Linked DNA regions of Homo sapiens: region 2 is linked to region 1. The links are chromatin loops, found by intact Hi-C in ENCODE. Cell type or tissue: mammary epithelial cell. All regions are shown on one strand. Links, peaks and the distances in the headings refer to the core of each region. The heading gives the core; the rest is flanking DNA. Region 1 overlaps KCNAB1 (potassium voltage-gated channel subfamily A regulatory beta subunit 1). Region 2 overlaps KCNAB1 (potassium voltage-gated channel subfamily A regulatory beta subunit 1).

Region 1 (4,401 bases), core at 282-4,281:
CATCACTCATTTTCCCCAGAAGCTACTTTAGCAATGTGGGTGTGTCGTGGCCTTGGCAGAATCTTGCAACTTATTAGAGATGGAGCTTAAGAAAGGGAAAAAGGCTGAGCAAGGTGGCTCATTCCTGTAATCTGAGCACTTTGGCAGGCTAAGGCAGAAAGATCACTTGAGCTCAGAAGTTCAAGACCAGCCTGGTCAACATAGTGAGACCCTGTCTCTACAAAAGAAAAATTAGCCAGGCATAGTGATGCATGCCTTTAGTTCCAGCTACTCCAGAGGCTGAGGGAGAGAATTGCTTGAGCCCAAAAATTTGAGGCTGCAGTGAGCCATGACCCCACCACTGCATTTCAGCTTGGGTAACAGAACGAGACTCTGTCTCAAAAGACAAAAAAAAAAAAAAGTGAAAGAGACTGATAGGACTCCACATTGTTTTATTTGGGTAACTAAGAGAATACTGGCACTTCTAACAGACACAGGAGGACAGCACCTTCCTCCTTACCCCATACTCAGCCCATCACCAGATCCTACTGGTGTTAGTTACTAAGCGAGCTGTTCCATCTGGCCCAGATCTCCCTGCTTCCACTCGTCCCACCAAATCTATTCTCCAAATAGTGGTCAGAGTGTCTTTATTTTGAAACATCACTCCTCATTGCCTTAAAAGCCTTCCACGGCTTCCCCACTTACTCTGTTGACACAGTCACAATTTTGCACTATCTAGCTGACACGGTCACAATTTTGCACTATCTACAAGGTCCCAGGATTTATGCTCCAGCAGCACTTCTCACCACCTTCCCTCTTGCCCTTTCCATGTGACACACTTTCAGAGCTTTGCCTTCCTCAAGCTCCTCCCATCCCAGAAGTGCTTCCTTGCAGTTCCTCTGCCTGAAGTGCTCGCCTCCCCTCTGTGCCTACCCTTCTGATTTTAACCCAATCATCAATTTCTGGAGGTCTTAGCTGCTTAGGTCAGACCTCTGCAATAAACTCTAGGAGTCAGAAGTGTCATCCTTTGCCACCTGGTAGTGGGTGTGAGTTTACAATCATTTGTCTGCTTGTCTCCCTTCGCATCCCCCACATAGCCAGTAACATCCAGGAGCACCTCCAACCAATCTGTTTCTGCTCCATTGTAGCTATCTCTAAAGCCTGGCCCACAGCCTGCACATAGTAGGGATTTCATAATTAGCTCTTGATTGTGGAATGACTGAAGGAAAAACAGCATTTTTTTATTCATAAAAGAAATCTACCCCATCATCTTTCATAGTATCTGAAACCATCACTAACACTTTATTCCTTTGAGGATTTTCAAGTTTTCTAGAGAGATCAATAAACTGAAAATACCCCTGGGAAAGGTTAGAAAATTTTTCTCTGCTTGGACTTGAGTGTTCCAGGTGAAGAATGTACTGCCTCTTCCCTGGTCTGCACACAGCCTCTGTTCTTTCTATCACTCCACCTCCTATAGCTGCATCTACAGGATGAACTATCACTAAAACTGGGAACCAGGAAGATGCTTGATTCACTGAACTAACATGGTGGGGGATCATGAAGTTCCCTTACAAGGCTTCCTTGCACCCCAGTAAAGAGCTCATCAGTATCATCAGATACCTGAAATCTGGAGGACAAAACTCTCTGTGCAGCCACATTAGCCAGCATCACCCCTTCTGGCCCTGTTTCCCTTCCGGTTTTGACTTGAGAGCCCAAACTCTTCCTCCAATTCTAGCTCCTCCTCAGAGCCTCTTCCTGTGAACAGCTCTTGCTGGGCTTTCCACATCTCAGATAAGAAATTCTGTTGGGCAACCTGCCACAAGTTCAGACACCACCTGGACTGTCACATAGATAGACATATCCCTCAGTTTCCTGGAGTCATTCATTTCCTTTGAGTAATCACCACAGAATTATGAGAAGTGTCAAAGTAAGCCAGTCTCTTGGCCATGGGTAAGTAAATTGGCTGAGTTTTCCGTTACTGAATCATCTATTTCCATCTTCATGGGGCATAATATGATAGCAAGGAACAAACTGCCCTTTGAATGCCTTTTCCACAATAGTGCTTAATTGATCATCCTGTGTGTGGGCATTGGCATAGGACCTGGGGTTATTAAGCTGAGAGATTGATTTTAGAATTTAGTCAATTATATTAGGGCTGAAAGGCATCTACCTGTTTTGATAATATCCAGACGAAGCAACTGATGATTACCCAGAAATCCAACCCATTGCATTGGCCATATATCTAAAACTAATGCATGTTTGCATATTACAAATATTAACCATTGCAGATAATTATTTAACAAGTTCAAAAGTAATAATTTGCTGGAATGCATCAGGCAGTAAGCAAACCTTGAAGACAATTTCTAATTAGTAATGCATTTTGTGACTTTTTTTGTTCTCCCCCTTTGATATATAGTTCCCCAGAATAAGGTATGAAAATTTTCAGTCATGATAATTTGATTCTCATTTCTGACTCCTCTTCAATATTCTCTCAGCATGGATGAGAGGACACTCCACTGCACCCCTTTTTTCACTGCCCACACTCATACTGAGGACCATCTCAAATCTCTGTTTGACACCAAACACAGCCTGACAGCTTGGATTTCATTATCATTCACAAAGGAATTTTTCTCTCTTTTAAAAAATCTTTGAAACCTCCACATTGCATTTGGCCAACTCTGCTTCCTGGACCAAACCCTGTGGAAAATCATACTATGAGGCACCCACCCACGAATTTGTTTACCCCATGTCCTCTTTGAGCAAGTAAATAATAAAATAACTTTGAAAGTGGAAGGGATTTTTCCAGAAGGGCAATACCCAGCCAAGAGACACTGAAGCATGGCTTCCAGATGCAGGTGCCTGCCAGGTACAGTCCCAGCCCACTCCCAGGGAACCCTGTGGGGAGCAGAGAAAGCCCAGGGTCTGGGATCAAAAGACACAGCTTCTAGTGTCAGTGCTGCCACTTGCTCCTGAATTTTAGGACCATCTCTGGACCCGGTTTGGTGATGGGTGAGGTGCCATTTTAGCTAGCATGGCTGCTCTCAGCATGGTGTCAGGCACATCATGGTGATCAATAATTATCTTTTGCATGCAGAGATGAATGGATGATGCGAGTGTTTTGTAAATATCATGATGACTGGCTCTCTCTAGTACAGGCTGAGGAAATAACCTCTATCTGCTGGAGCCCTCTGACCTCCAGAAAGCATAAACAGAATGCATAGGAAATCACCCAAATTTTCTGTACTACAGATACAATCCAGAATTATAACCCAGGATAGTGTGAAAACTAAGAATGAGATCTGTATACATTCATATCTAGCCTAAATTCTGTTCTTTACACAACACTTCAGAAAAAGTGAAATGTACCCCAAGTAAAATGGAGGCCCTGCTCCATAGAGCAGGGCCAAGTTCTCAAACAAAGCAAGGGGAGGCAGAGGCATTCCTGGTCAGCGAGCTGCCCATGCCTTCCTGAGCAGCAACCCTCAGCTCACCGACAGTCTCAGCCTGTGCTTCTTCCACTCCAATTCAATAACCCAGTGCAGTCTGACAGTTTGCTTAGTGAGCAGCCATGAGGAGTGCAGATCATTGTAGATGTCCTGCAGGGAAGCAGGGAAACTGGCACAATGTATTGATGATTTAGTAGTTTTAAATTAATATCAAGCTAACAGTTTAAAGATCTTTTTTTCAAGAAATTGTCTCTAATGTCTAATGCGGAATGCAAGTGCACTGGTTTGAAATTAGCTCATTTGATTTCCGTCACTGCTCCAAGCCCTTATCTTTCTGCCATTCTGGAGAAATGTTTGCTATGCAATAAACAGTTTGAACAAGATGCTGAAGGCATTTAACCTTGATAAGAGAATAAACTCTTTGAAATAAATTTAGTAGACTTGCAGACACACCAATATTGAGCATGTTTGTCAGCCCCCACACAACATACTTCCTTATGCCTCTGTGCTATGGTGGAATTTTCCAGACATCTTGTGTTCTGTTCACATCTGTGACCTGAAAGTACAGATATTTTCAGATTCCTGAAAGTATCTGTATCAACATGAACTGAAATGCATGCAGTCTATATTTTGTCTAAACTATCAAAGCCATAACACCTGTCTTTAATGTTCAGGAAATATTTGGAAATTTTCTTTTCTTCAAAGCATTATGCTTTTAGACTAAAGTTCATTGACGTGAGTGTTGGCTTATTAATTAAGGTAAGCATTGTACATAGGCAGGAGCCCTTTCATGACCTTTTCCCCTAAAGGAGAGCATTCTCCATTATTTTGAATAAACTGCAAACAAAATACCAGTTAACATAAGTACAGTCTGTTTCCCTGCCATAGTACCTTTGCACATGCTATTTGCTCTGCCTAGAGTACCCACCCTAATCCAACTCCAGCTCAACTCCCACGTCCCTTCCAGAAGCATTCC
Region 2 (4,401 bases), core at 232-4,231, 130 kb before region 1:
GACAATGGACACAGGTATTATTATCACAAAACAGGCTGGCCTTTTGCATGGATTGAAGTAGGCAAAGTTGTGAGCAGAGGCCATAATAATAAAGGCACTGGAGCCACAGATCTGAAGTTTGAACCATGGTTCTGCAACTTGTCACCTTTGGACAGACCACTTCACTTCTCTGAACCTCAACTCCTCCTCTGTAAAATGAGGTAATAGTCACCATCCAGGGCTGTTGTAAAGATCAGAAATAAACACAGAGTAGGCACTTAAATTTGGGTGTGTGTGTGTGGCGGGGGGTGTTATTATCTTGGGTCCCAACTAGGTGCACTAAGAATAGACCTTACTGCTGCAAACTTTATTCTGAGAGGTAAATAAAATAGTCCTTATGTTCCAGGATGTCAAAAAAGAGTAGCTATGGAACAAAACATTAGTAACTATTGCTAAAATGTAGATACCATGCCTACACCTGGACTACACATGCATTCCTCCTCTAGGGGGAAACTTCACAATCATTTAGTGTGGACCAGAGTCACTGGATCATTCATACCCCGACCCCTGAGCGCAGGCCAAGTTCCTGCCTTCCCCTGTCAATCTGAGCTGCCTACTCAACCCTTGCCATGCCCCTTGCTGGATATAATTTGCCTTTCCTGGGAATATCTCTGTACTTTGACTGTATGTTTCTAAAGATATGTGTTAGCAGTGTTGTTGGAATTTTGGTGGTGTTGAGGCCGTATTGTGGTCAGGTGACTGGGAGCACCCCAATCCTGCCTGTGACACTGCCCACCTGGCCACAGCCCCATGAGGTGCCAAGGGAGATAAAGGCACAGGACAATGACTCACTGAGATGAGCAAGGAGGAGAATGCTCTCTCCTCTGCTAGCCAGAGTTTGCTGGCACTCCCGAAAGCAGAATCATGGGAACTGGAACCTGGGACATGGTCAGGGATAGAGACCCAATGGGTCTGTTTTCTCTCCCTTAAACTTACACTTGAAATTTACCACACTCTGGGATGCTTAGTGAAATGAAAGAAAGTGCAAATGCTAGGCCAGGTGCAGTGGCTCACGCCTGTAATCCTAGCACTTTGGGAGGCCAAGGTGGGTGGATCACCTGAGGTCGGGAGTTCAAGACCAGCCTCACCAACATGGAGAAACCCCATCTCTACTAAACAATACAAAAATTTGCTGGGTGTGCTGGCACATGCCTATAATCCCAGCTACTAGGGAGGCTGAGGCAGGAGAATCGCTTGAACCCGGGAGGCGGAGGTTGCGGTGAGCTGAGATTGTGCCATTGCACTCCAGCCTGGGCAACAAGAGTTAAACTCTGTAAAAAAAAAAAAAAAAAAAAAAAAAAAGTGCAAATGCCAAAGAAAGTATAAGATGAGTGACTCCCCAAGGGAAAGTGGGCCACTGTTTTCAACCTAAAAGGAAGAAAAGAGAGTTCTGTCTCCATATGCAAAACCTTTGAACACACAGCAAACTGACTGATGTGACCTTGGAACTTGATCAACCAGATTTGTGAATCCTTCCTTGAAGCAGGCAGTACCTGGAGAGGCACAGAGAGTTGGACCATCCCCTCATCTCTGGAGGCCAGCAGCATATATCACCCAGTGGCTTGCAACATTGTTACTTGTGTATACATCAGCAAAATTGTTACTTGTATATACATCGCCATCCCCACCAGACTATAAACTCTTTAACAATAGGATCTGCTATTAGTTCATACTGCAGTGTTTGGAACAGAGAAATAGATAATACTTGAATGTGACACGGCATAAAGAAAGAAAACAGTATTAATCAAACATGCTTTATTGCTATGTTACATACTGAAATTTATCATTGTATTTAATTGTCACAATCATTTTTTCAGGTAGGGATGGATCACTGTTCTCTTTCACACGAGGCTGAGTCACAACTTACCTAAGGTTACTAGTGGCAAATACTAAGTGGAGAGAGAGGTGTGAACCCAGATTTGTCTAACTCTGAGACTGTGATCTTTACATTCACTGTGATTTCCTTTAAGGTTCCAGAATAGAGTGAAATGTACTATCAACCACACACAGTGAATGTACTTTCACACTCTGAATGGATGTACTCTGGCTCTACAAAGGGGACTCATCGGTGGAGAAGGCAGTGCCCACTTGGTGCCTCTAGGCAAAGTGAACTCTGGCTCCAGGAGGAGGAGGAAGAAGAAGAAGGAAAATGAAAAGGGAAGGATGAGAGAATAAGGAATGAGGAGGAAGATACAGAAAGGAAAAAAGAAGACAGTGGGGGGAAAAAAGAACATGAAACAAGTCAAACCATTATTATTTAGCTCTCTGATTCCTATGAGAAATGCTCCAGTCTCTCTTGGCAAATAGTGCTAAAGCTATCAGCCCTGTACTCCTCAAAATAGCAACTTCCTCACTCCAACCCGCCCCAACTTCAGTGTTCTCAGGTGATGATTTATTTCCAACTTATCTCACTTGCATATAATGCAATTTTATTTCTAGAGGAGGAGTTATTGGTCTTTCAGGTAGAAATAGATGATTTGAATGTCTGTACATCTAAACGCCATGTGAATTATGTAAACTTAGTACAATTGGTAGCAAAGGCAAAAAGTTGGGATAATAAGGTAACAATAATCGCAGTCACTTATAAAACTCTGATTTTTACTTGCCGACCAATTCTTCACACTACAATAGCATTTTCAGTAGGTCTTATGTCTAGTCCTTGCACTTCAAGTAGCTATGAACATATAATGCTAATCTAATCTGCATTTATCACAAAAATCTAGTTTTGGGATTGTAGTCTTTGGATTTCTCGTGTGAAAGTTGCTTATGAATCTGGGCATGATTGAACTGTGATGTATCAACTCACCAAACTCCACAACTGGTTCAGCTAACTGGGCTGCCCAAGTGGGTGTCCATTCTTCCTTCCTGCTCCTTGTATTTTTTTCTCAAGATAAAGCACTTGTTCAAAAGAAAGAACACTCCCTTAGAATCTGCAAAAGGCATCTCCAGGTTTGTCACTGGAAATTTACCATGAACACATATGTACAAATACATCAGTCTAATTTTTCATCAATATAAAAATCAGCACCCAAATGTCCTTAATCCATGCCATTCTGAACATGTACAATTCAAGGACGGTCAAAATTAAACTCCAGATTCTCTTCAGGGTGCTGTTTAGAGTTATGGCCGTAGATTAGCTTGAAAGAGTATTTGTTGTTATTCTCCATACATTATGAAACTAATTCAGTAACAGCCATATGGTTAAAAGTATTGTTACTCTTTTTTTGTTTGTTTGTTTGTTTGTTTTACAGAGTCTCACTCTGTTGTCCAGGCTGGAGTGCAGTGGTACGATCTCAGCTCACTGCAACCTCCGCCTCCCAGGTTCAAGCAATTTTCCTGCCTCAGCCTCCCAAGTAGCTGGGATTACAGCCACCTGCCACCACATCTGGCTAAATTTGTTGTATTTTTAGTAGAGTCGGGGTTTCGCCATGTTGGCCAGGCTGGTTTCGAACTTCTGACCTCAAGTGATCCGCCCACCTCAGCCCTCCAAAGAGCTAGGATTACAGGTGTGAGCCATCACGCCTGGCCTGTTACTTTTAAATATGTTCTAGATTCCAAAAATTAAGTTAAACCAATAATTATAGTTCCTAGAATTGTAACCAATGTTTCTGACTTTTTACTCCCAAGTAGATAACCACAAATCAACTTCACAAAAATGACATCTCACAGTAAAATATAAAATGCACAATGTTAGCCAAAAGGACCTCAAGCTATTATTTTCATATCTGTGTAATGCAAAAAAAAAAAAAAAACCCAAACAATTTTATAGAATCACACTTTGACAGTTAGCACTGTTTTTTTGAAGGCATTGTGTTCTTTCTATCTAAGCACAATATTGATTTATTGTTTTATTATAAGCTCATGTCATCAAATACCAAACGACAGGTGAAATGTTGACAAGGAAAAGAAAAATGAAAGATTTTTTCTTGAGGTATCTCAGTGTTAGTTGAAAATGATATGTTCCAGAGTCTGGAAATCCTAACACAATTACTTCCTTACCTGGAAATCTAGATAATGTCTGGATATTGATGGATTAATATGTTTAACAAATAATTTTAGTGTTTAATATGTGCTAGGACATGCAATAGGAGTAAATAGAGCTATAGTCCTCAATGGCAAGGAACTCACAGTCAAGGGAAGACCAGACACGTGTGTAAATAATTTCATAGTATGTGAGGAGTAATGGAGGTGTCAGCTGGTGTCGTGATTGGTGTATGTATAAAGTGGTGACTCAAAGAGGGAGTAGCCACTTTCCTTGGTTAGAGGCAGAAGAAAAAGCAAGGTAATGACAGAGGGCAAAGGGGAGGGTGTGTAAACACACAGGAGGAGGAAGCTGGAGTAGGCTCTTGAGGAATAAGCATT

The links. A loop is a pair of places that touch in the nucleus more often than their neighbours do. Peaks named below come from ENCODE experiments on the same cell type or tissue, not always from the same donor. Only the 100,000 strongest peaks of a DNase experiment are listed, where the experiment ranks them.
Region 2: a loop joins it to region 1, with 2.2 times the contacts of the local background. A loop is called at or near these places in 1 of 110 quality-filtered maps.

Annotation. Positions count from the first base shown.
Region 1 is chr3:156,209,215-156,213,615 of GRCh38, reverse strand. The region is part of intron 1 of KCNAB1 (potassium voltage-gated channel subfamily A regulatory beta subunit 1); the gene reads right to left. Among named protein-coding and RNA genes, the nearest start is that of KCNAB1-AS2, 16 kb to the left of the region's middle. In mammary epithelial cell, for the core only: no CTCF peak of the experiment used is centred there; a DNase peak (open chromatin) is centred at 1,825.
Region 2 is chr3:156,335,244-156,339,644 of GRCh38, reverse strand. The region is part of intron 1 of KCNAB1 (potassium voltage-gated channel subfamily A regulatory beta subunit 1); the gene reads right to left. Among named protein-coding and RNA genes, the nearest start is that of KCNAB1-AS1, 110 kb to the left of the region's middle. In mammary epithelial cell, for the core only: no CTCF peak of the experiment used is centred there; no DNase peak of the experiment used is centred there.